Regions from separate parts of the Homo sapiens genome. Here region 1 is linked to region 2. Evidence: chromatin contacts called from ENCODE Hi-C or POLR2A ChIA-PET data. All regions are on one chromosome and are shown on one strand. Each heading gives the region's core, a stretch centred on a gene start or an enhancer-like site at or near the end of the contact. The rest is flanking DNA. Distances are from core to core; before and after follow the strand shown. Region 1 overlaps CROCC (ciliary rootlet coiled-coil, rootletin). Region 2 holds the start of NECAP2 (NECAP endocytosis associated 2).

Region 1 (4,267 bases), core at 1,358-3,857, 510 kb before region 2:
CAGGGTGAGTGGCATGCCCTGGAGCCATGCAGTCATAGCCTGCACCTCTGTCAGAGGCAGCCCTGTCTAGGATTTGGTGGCTGAGGGCCCCTGTCCCGAGGGCCACTCTGGAGAGCATGTCAGTGCCAGCAATCATAACTTATGGAGCATTTGCTAAGTACCAGTCACTATGCTAAGCCCTCTATGCAGATGGTCTCAGCTCATCTTCAATACCTTTCACTATCCTATCCCTATTTCTACAGGTGGGGAAATGAAGGCACGGACACCTTGGGTAGCATCACCAGTAAGCGACCAAGATTCGATTCAAACCCAGGCAATTCAAACCCAGAGTCAGTGTTCTAGTAACTTCCCTGGCCCCTTGCCTTTCTATATGCTGAGGTCTGAGTGGCTCTTCATATGCAAACAGTACTTCTTAGCAAATGAAAGTGCTTTCCTGCTGTACATTAGGTCAGTATTTCCCAAATGTGGTTGTGGACCCTCTGCATCAGGATTACCAGGGCTGGACCAGATTTGGGACCTGGGAATCTGCATGTCTAATAAGAACCACAACCTCCCCATCCCCCCAGTCCTCCTAGCTGTCCCCAGGACCTCCACAACAGAGAGGAAGTCCCATTTCACAGATGTAGAGACCGAGGCAGAGCAAGAACGATGATGAAACACTGGCTCAGAGTCCTGCCCACCCCTCCCCAGCTGCCTGAACCTTTTCACGCTGGAGTCGCTGTAAGTCCTCCTCGTGAGCTGCCCGCTGCTCCCGCAGAGAGGCCTGGGCCTCCCGCTCAGCCTGCACCAGCTTCTGGGCCATCAGCTCCTTGTCTAGACTGGCTTTCTCCTGTGTAGCTATTATTTGCTGCCGCAGGCCCGCCAACTCCCCTGCACGAGAGGAATGGGGGAAAGGGCAGGGTTGGGTTGAAACTTTTCCTTGGGCCAGCAGACTTAGGCCAGGTGAGCCACATGGGCAAAATCCCAGAGGCAGAGGGCCTGCCTGGCATCTAGTTTGGGTCCTCTTGAAGTGGCTTGCCCTCTCTGGGCCTCAGTTTCCCTATATGCTACATGGGCCCACTGGCCCTGACCCCTTTCCTGCCTACCTAGAATGGCATTAAAGGCATAAAATGACTGATGAGAAGGCCTCCCAAATGGGACGGATGTCAAACATATAACAACCCTAGGTCAGGTGCCTTGGCTCACGCCTGTAATCCCAGCACTTTGGGAAGCTGGGGCAGGTGGATCACCTTAGGTCAGGAGTTCAAGACCAACCTGGCCAACATGGTGAAACCCTGTCTCTACTAAAAATACAACAATTAGCCAGGCGTGGTGGCAGGCGTATGTAGTCCCAGCCTCAGGGAGGCTGAGGCAGGAGAATCGCTTGAACCCAAGAGGCAGAAGTTGCAGTGAGCTGAGATTGCACCACTGCACTCCAGCCTGGGCAACAAGAGTGAGACTCTGCCTCAAAAAAACAAATAGGCCGGGCGCAGTGGCTCATGCCTGTAATCCAGCACTCTGGGAGGCTGGGTCAGGTAGGTCACCTTAGGTCAGGAGTTTGAGACCAGCCTGGCCAACACAGCGAAACCCTGTCTATACCAAAAATACAAAAATTAGCCAGGCATGGTGGCGGGCATATGTAGTCCCAGCTACTTGGGAGGCTGAGGCAGGAGAATCGCTTGAATGCAGGAGGCAGAAGTTGCAGTGAGCCGAGATCGCACCATTGCACTCCAGCCTGGGCAACAAGAGTGAGACTCTGTCTCAAAAAACAAACAGGCTGGGCGTGATGGCTCATGCCTGTAATCCCAGCAGTTTGGGAGGCCAAAGCGGGTGGATCACCTGAGGTCAAGAGTTCGAGACCAGCTTGACCAACATGGCGAAACCCCGTCTCTACTAAAAATATAAAATTAGCCAGGCATGGTGATGCATGCCTGTAATCCCAGCTACTTGGGAGGCTGAGGCAGGAGAATCGCTTGAACCCAGAAGGCAGAGGTTGAGGTGAGCCGAGATAGTGCCATTGCACTCCCGCCTGGGCAACAAGAGTGAAACTCTGTCTCAAAACAAACAAACAAAAAACAACCCTATTCCTGACTGAGCACTTACTATGGGTCAAGCGCCCAGCTAAGTATTTTAGACATAACCTCATTTTGTCTTCATAACATGCCTATGTAGTTTATCCTCATCCCCATTTAACAGATGATGAAATGGAGGCTCAGAGATCAGCAGCAACTTCCCACAGCTGCACAGCTACACATAAAGCATCTCCTTTAATGACTGACATGAACATACCCGTCAAACGTTAACTATTTATATTAATGGAAATGACTACAGGGAATGGAAATGGTATAGCTACCATCTAAAAACCATCTCCCGGGTTGGAAACCCACCAGCATTTCCCTTCCTGGTTCTGTCTGGCTCAGGTGTACATGGACAGGAAAATTAATTTCCATGACCCAAGTAGGTGCTTAGTTAATGTTAGGTGAGCAGAAAGAAGCCCTGAGTTCAGAGACTGGATGGGAACGGTGCAGGGAAGTGGGGCTGGGATTCTGGGGCCAAGAGAGTCATCTGAAAAGCACAGAGAACTCAGACTAACAGGCCTGATGACCGATGAACGGCAGTTACTGTTGACTCAGCCAGGCACCGTGCCACGGCCTTACACGCTTTTCCCACGTCATCCTGGCAACAGGCTTAGAAGGTGGGCATTGCCACCTCCAATCATCAGCTGAGGAATCTGCAGCCCAGAGAGGAAAGGGGCTTGCTCAAGGGAAGGTGAGATCTAAGTGGTGGCACAGGACTGGAACCCAGGCCAGCCAGACTCCTACTCCAGTGCTCCCAACTTCTGTGAGACCCCAGACCTTGGGAGGCTGCAGTCTGGGCTGGAACCTGGTGTTCCCCCCAAGTCCCCAGCCCCTCGTACCAGTCAGGGTCTCCTTGGCCAGCAGCAGGGCCTGCCCCTCGGCTTCCAGCTGCTCCCGGCGGGCCTCAAGCTGGGCCAGCTGCCGTTGCACCTCAAACAGGCTGCCCTCCAGGGCTTCCTTCTCCAAGCTGCAGCACATACAGTCCCTGAGGCCCTGGGACTCAGCCTCCCTGGCCCCAGGAAACTGTGGATCTCAGGGAGTGGCCAGGCATGGGCCAAGTGCCAATCTACCTGCCTGGCCAGGCCCACACTCCCTGGGGAAGCCTGAGCCACAGCTAGGACGAGTCGGCAAGCCAGACTCCTTAGTAACTGCCCCTGGGGGCCCGTGCCTGCGTGTGGCTGGTCATGGTGTGGCCCCAGGAGGACCCCCCAGGGCGGGTTGGGCAGAGCCCAAGGCCTTACCGCAGGCGTGTGGCCTCCTCTGACAGGGTCCTGCCTTCACGCTCCGCAGCCACCAGCTGCACAGCCAGGCCAGCGTGCTCCTTGGCTAGCGCCTCCTTCTCACGGGCCGCTCGCTCCAGCGCCTCCACTTGCCGCTGGGCCTCCCGCCGGGCCTGCTCCAGCTCCTGCTCCCGCCCGCTCAGCTGCCGGGAGAGCTGGCCCCCACCCAGAGACTGAGTAGCACTCCCAGCGTCCCCCAGCTTGTTCATCGTGCAGCACCCCAACTCTGGGCCTAACCCAGTCCTGGCAGAAGGCCTGGGTTTGAGCCCAGGGTCTGCCCTGATGTGCTACATGTACTTGGGCAAGTCATGACCTTCTCTAGATCTGCAATGCACGTGTGTACAAAAACCAGGGCCCAGCCAGGTACGGTGGTGCGTGCCTATAATCCCAGCACTTTGGCAGGTGGATCACTTGAGGTCAGGAGTTCAAGACCAGCCTGGCCAACGGGGTGAAACCCTGTCTCTACTAAAAATACAAAAATTAGCCGGGCGTGGTGGTGCACGCCTGTAGTCCCTGCTACTTGGGACGCTGAGGCAGGCGAACAGCTTAAACCCTGGAGGCGGAGGTTGCAGTGAGCCCAGATCGTGCCACTGCATTCCAGCCTGGGCAACAGAGCAAGACTCTGTCTGGAAAAAAAAACAACAACAAAAACAAAACAAAATGAAACAAAAAAAATGAGGGCCCTCACTCAGCTCTGGGAGTAACAGAACCCTTGTATTACTCTAAACTTGCAGAGAAGCTGAATATATAAACCAGACCCAAGTGCAGCTGCTCGGCAGGCCTCAAGGTGGAGACCTGCACCCTGCTTCCTGCACCCCCTACCCCATCCTCTAGAGGCCCCTCCCAGAAACCTAGGCGCTCCAGGATAGACCTTGCATGAAGGTCCCTGGATCCCTGAAACATTAAGGTCTCTTCCAGATGTGATGTTCC
Region 2 (4,181 bases), core at 638-3,137:
AGTTCTAAGAAAAGGTCAGTTAAATCCCCAAATAGCAAGAACCGCAGGTGTTTCCAGGAGGCTTTTCTTAGAAGTCCCTATGCCAGTTCTCAAGAACCCTGGACGCGGCTGTCTTGAGGGCTGCACAAATGCAGATTCTCAATTCACAAATCAGCAGACTCAGTTCCTGTTCCTCTTACCAGGCCTGAGATTCAGGCTAAGGAGAGCTCCAAGACTTAAGTGCAGGCACTGGTAGTTTCCTCTAAGCTAAACCAGCCAGCCCTGACAATTCATAACCTCGCTCTCTGGGGCACCAAGAGGAACCAAATCCATCCTACTAAAGACCCAATAGGGGGCCGGGCGCGGTGGATCCTGCCTGTAATCCCAGCACTTTGGGAGGCCGAGGCGAGTGGACCACCTGAGGTAGGGAGTTCGAGACCAGCCTGACCAACATGGAGAAATCTCATCTCTACTAAAAACACAAAATTAGTCGGGTGTGGTGGTGTATGGCTGTAATCCCAGCTACTCGGGAGGCTGAGGCAGGAGAATCGCTTGAATCCGGGAGGCGGAGGTTGCAGTGAGCCGAGATCGCACCATTGCACTCTAGCCTGGACAACAAGAGGGAAACTCTGTCTCAAAAAAAAAAAAAAAAGACCCAACAGGAGATGGGGCTAGACGACCATCAATGGTTTGATGGTCCAACCACAGTTTGATGACAGAAAACAAATGTATTTTGGTTATTGTTGTTTTTGTTTTTATACTATTTTAAAATATGTCATGAATGTAATGTTCACTAACGCATCTTTTCACCATAAGATCAGCTATGAGCCCACGGTAACACAACTGGAAAGTAACAAGAGGAAATGTGGACGTTCCATCATTCTTGGGGTGCAGACCAATCCTGTATTTCCGAAAAACTTGGACAACCATCGCCTTCAAGAGCCACCCAGGCCCCCGCAAATACGAGCACTCCCCACCACCACTCAGTGGCACAAAATAGCCATAGGCCAGGTTGTCTGTATGAAGTGTATCTTTTTTCTTTTAATATTTTTCGTCGTTTTGATAGATAACGCATACAAAGAGTAGTAAAACGCAAACAGCACAAAAGGGAAAGGAAGTTTCCTTCCAAGGGCGGTTCCCCTCCCCTAGGGCAGTTTCCTGTGTTCCTTTGCAGAGATACTCAGTATGTTTACAAGCGTGTGTGTTTATTCGTCTCAGGTAGAGACCAGAGAAATATAGAAGGGGTCCTCCCAACTGCTCCAGGCTGTGATCAAGGGTGAAATTCGTGCGAAGGGATCTGGGTAGGAAGGGGTCCCTGGGCTTCGACCGTCACCTTAAAGCTCCCCGGGACCGGTCCTTTCAGCCGGCTCTGGGCTCCCTCCCCTCCTCTCGGGGATTTCCGTCTGTGATAGGGCACCTCCCCGCTTAAGGCTTTTCGAGGATCCCTTCAAGGCCACCGGTTAGCGCTGAAAGAGAAGCGTCTGTGACATCACCACCCCCGACCAAGTTTAGGGTACCCGGCAGCCCACCGGGGTCCCTAAGCGCTAGATACGGCTTTAACGCCCTCCCCGCCGCCAGGAGTCCCGTGCGTCGAACTGAGACGGGCGAAACTCTGGATCCACCTCCCTGCTCGGGCCTGGAACTGGAAGAAGCAGCAGCATTAGCTCCCCCTCGCCCCAAAACTGGCCAGGGCTGTCCTCGGTTCCCGCAGTGGGTGTGTCCGGGTGGCGGAGAAAGGGTTAAATTGGAGCTAGCCTGGTCTGGCGGTGGGTAGTCACCTGTAGCCACGGTTGGTAGCCCGCGGAGGGATGCGGTAGACGTGGACGTCAGGCTTGACACAGAGCACCGACTCGTACCCGCTCTCCTCCATCGCGACGCCTGGAGCCCACCGAACTTCCGGCGACTTCCACCGTTCCTCTGTCCGACGGACGGAAGCGGTGCGACTCTCTGACCAGGTTTCGGCTAGAGCGGCAGCTCGCGGGCCTCAGCACCGCCTCGTTTGTGCGCCCTCTGCTGGAAACCCGGCTCAAGACACGTGGCGGGCGACCTCCGGAGGCTTCTCCCTCCCTCCAGAGGCTTCTCCTTCCCTCCAGACACCCTCCGACGCAAAGAAAGCGCCCTGCGCCCGCCATGGACAGACCCCTCTGTAACCCGTGGTCTGGGTGTGGATCATCCCCATCGCTTCAGTTTCTTAGGCCTGGGGCCCAGTTGACCGAGAGGCAAAGCTGTAGCCCACCCTGCAGTATCTCTGTCCTCCAGCCTTTGCCTCGGCGCCTCCTCTGCCTGAATATCCTTCCCTCTCCTGACTGTAAGGCTCAGCTGGCACCTGACCCACCAGACTAAATAGATGCCATTACCCTACCACCCTCCATGCTTCCCCTAGGGGAACCCACTTATATGCTCAGGGCCCCGTGTGGCCAAACCTCAACAACGAGTTGTATTCAAAGAAGTAAAGTTTAGTAACACAAGTAATTTAAGAAGAATTCCAGGCCGGGCTTGGTAGCTCACGCCTGTAATCCCAGCACTTTGGGAGGCTGAGGCGGGCGGATCACCTGAGGTCAGGAGTTCGAGACCAGCCTGGCCAACATGGTGAAACCCCGTCTCTACTAAAAATACAAAAATTAGCCGGGCTTGGTGGCGTGTGTCTGTAGTCCTAGCTAGTTGGGAGACTGAGGCACTAGAATCGCTTGAACCCGGAATGCGGAAGTTGCAGTGAGCTGAAATTGTGCCACTGCACCTCAGCCTGGGTGACAGAGCGGGACTCTGTCTCAAAAAAAAAAAAAAAGAAGAAGAAGAATTCCAGTCTTAACTTCGATTTCTCCCAGAATATTCTGGGAGATACAATGTCTACCCTAGCCAAATTCTCAAAATCCCTCCTTCCCTACCATTCTCTCATTGAGTTGAGTGCCTGCAATGTGCCAGCCCCTATGTGGGGGTGAAGCTGATCCCAAACTTCTGATTCACTGAATACCCCAAACTTTCCCCACCCCTTCTTTCCTTTTCTCTCTCACTCTCCTTCTCCTTTTTACTTTTTTTTTTTTTTTTCTTCAGACAAAGTCTCACTCTGCCGCCCAGGCTGGAGTGCAGTGGTGCAATCTCGGCTCACTGCAACCTCCACCTCCCGGGTTCAAGCGATTCTCCTGCCTCAGCCTCCCGAGTAGCTGGGATTACAGGCACCCACCACCAAGCCTGGCTAGTTTTTGTATTTTTTTGGTAGAGACGGGGGTTTCATCTGGTTGGCCAAGCTGATCTTGAACTCCTGACCTCAAGTGATCCGCCCACTTCGGCCTCCCAAGTGCTGGGATTACAGGCGTGAGCCACCACGACTGGCCATTTCTACTCATTTTTTATAAGCTTTTTATTATAGGATTGATCTAACCACTTACATTTTTATTGTAAAATATACATAACATAAAATTTACCATTTTAAGTGTACAATGCTGTGAAATTAAGTACATTCACAATATTGTGCAACTATATCATGCTTTCCAGAACTTTTCATCATCCCAAACAGAAACTCCACACCCATTAGCAATAACTTCCCATTTCCTTCTGCTCCATCCCTTAGTAACCTCTGTTTTACTTTCTGTCTCTATGAATTTGCCTTTTCTAGATACCTCTTATAAGTGGAATCATACAATATTGGGCTTTTGTGTTTCTTATTTCACTTAGCATCAAGTTTTCAAGGTTCTTTCATGTAGCATGGATCAGAATTTCATTCCTTTTAATGGAGGGATAATATTCCATTGCATGTATATACCATATTTTGTTTATCCATTCATCTGTCAACAATTGGGATGTTATCACCTTTTGGTATTGGGAATCGGGCTACTATGAGCATTGGTGTTCAAACACTTGTTCTAGTCCTGTTTTCCATTTTCTTGAGTGTATACATAGGAGTGAAACTGCTGAGTTATACAATAATGCTATGTTTAGTGGTTTTGTTTTGTTTTGTTTTGTTTGAAACAGCATCTCACTCTGTTGCCCAGGCTGGAAAGCACTGGCATGATCATGGCTCACTGCAGCCTCAACCTCCCAGGCTCAAGTGATCCTCCCAACTCAGCCTCCCAAGTAGCTGGGACTACAGGTGTGAACCACCATGTCCGGCCTTGCTCACCTTTTTGAGGAGCCTCCAAACTGTCTTCCACAGCAGCAGCACCATTTACGTTCACAAGGGTTTCAATTTCTTCACATTTTTGCAA

What was found. Hi-C counts contacts between places; a loop is a spot of excess contacts on that map. ChIA-PET counts read pairs that join two places held with the same protein, here RNA polymerase II (POLR2A). Pooled maps may share reads with other maps.
Region 1: a map of K562 shows a loop between it and region 2 (29-fold over the local background). The contact joins the enhancer-like site here to the promoter of NECAP2 in region 2. A Hi-C loop is called at or near these places in 2 of 168 maps with a recorded cell type or tissue (GM12878 and K562), 1 of 37 single-sample maps with no recorded cell type and 10 of 50 pooled maps. POLR2A ChIA-PET finds 5 or more read pairs at or near these places in 1 of 52 experiments (CD4-positive, alpha-beta T cell).

The regions. Positions count from the first base shown.
Region 1 is chr1:16,947,556-16,951,822 of GRCh38, reverse strand. It overlaps CROCC (ciliary rootlet coiled-coil, rootletin), which reads right to left. Exons shown (of 37, transcript NM_014675.5): 18 at 3,299-3,492; 19 at 2,897-3,024; 20 at 701-870. Among named protein-coding and RNA genes, the nearest start is that of CROCC, 28 kb to the right of the region's middle. Within about 2 kb of position 2,607, at least 9 of the 41 ENCODE cell types and tissues checked have a DNase peak (open chromatin) inside an H3K27ac peak, as active enhancers do.
Region 2 is chr1:16,438,430-16,442,610 of GRCh38, reverse strand. It overlaps NECAP2 (NECAP endocytosis associated 2), which reads right to left and starts at 1,887. Exons shown (of 8, transcript NM_018090.5): 1 at 1,758-1,887. The coding sequence starts at 1,849.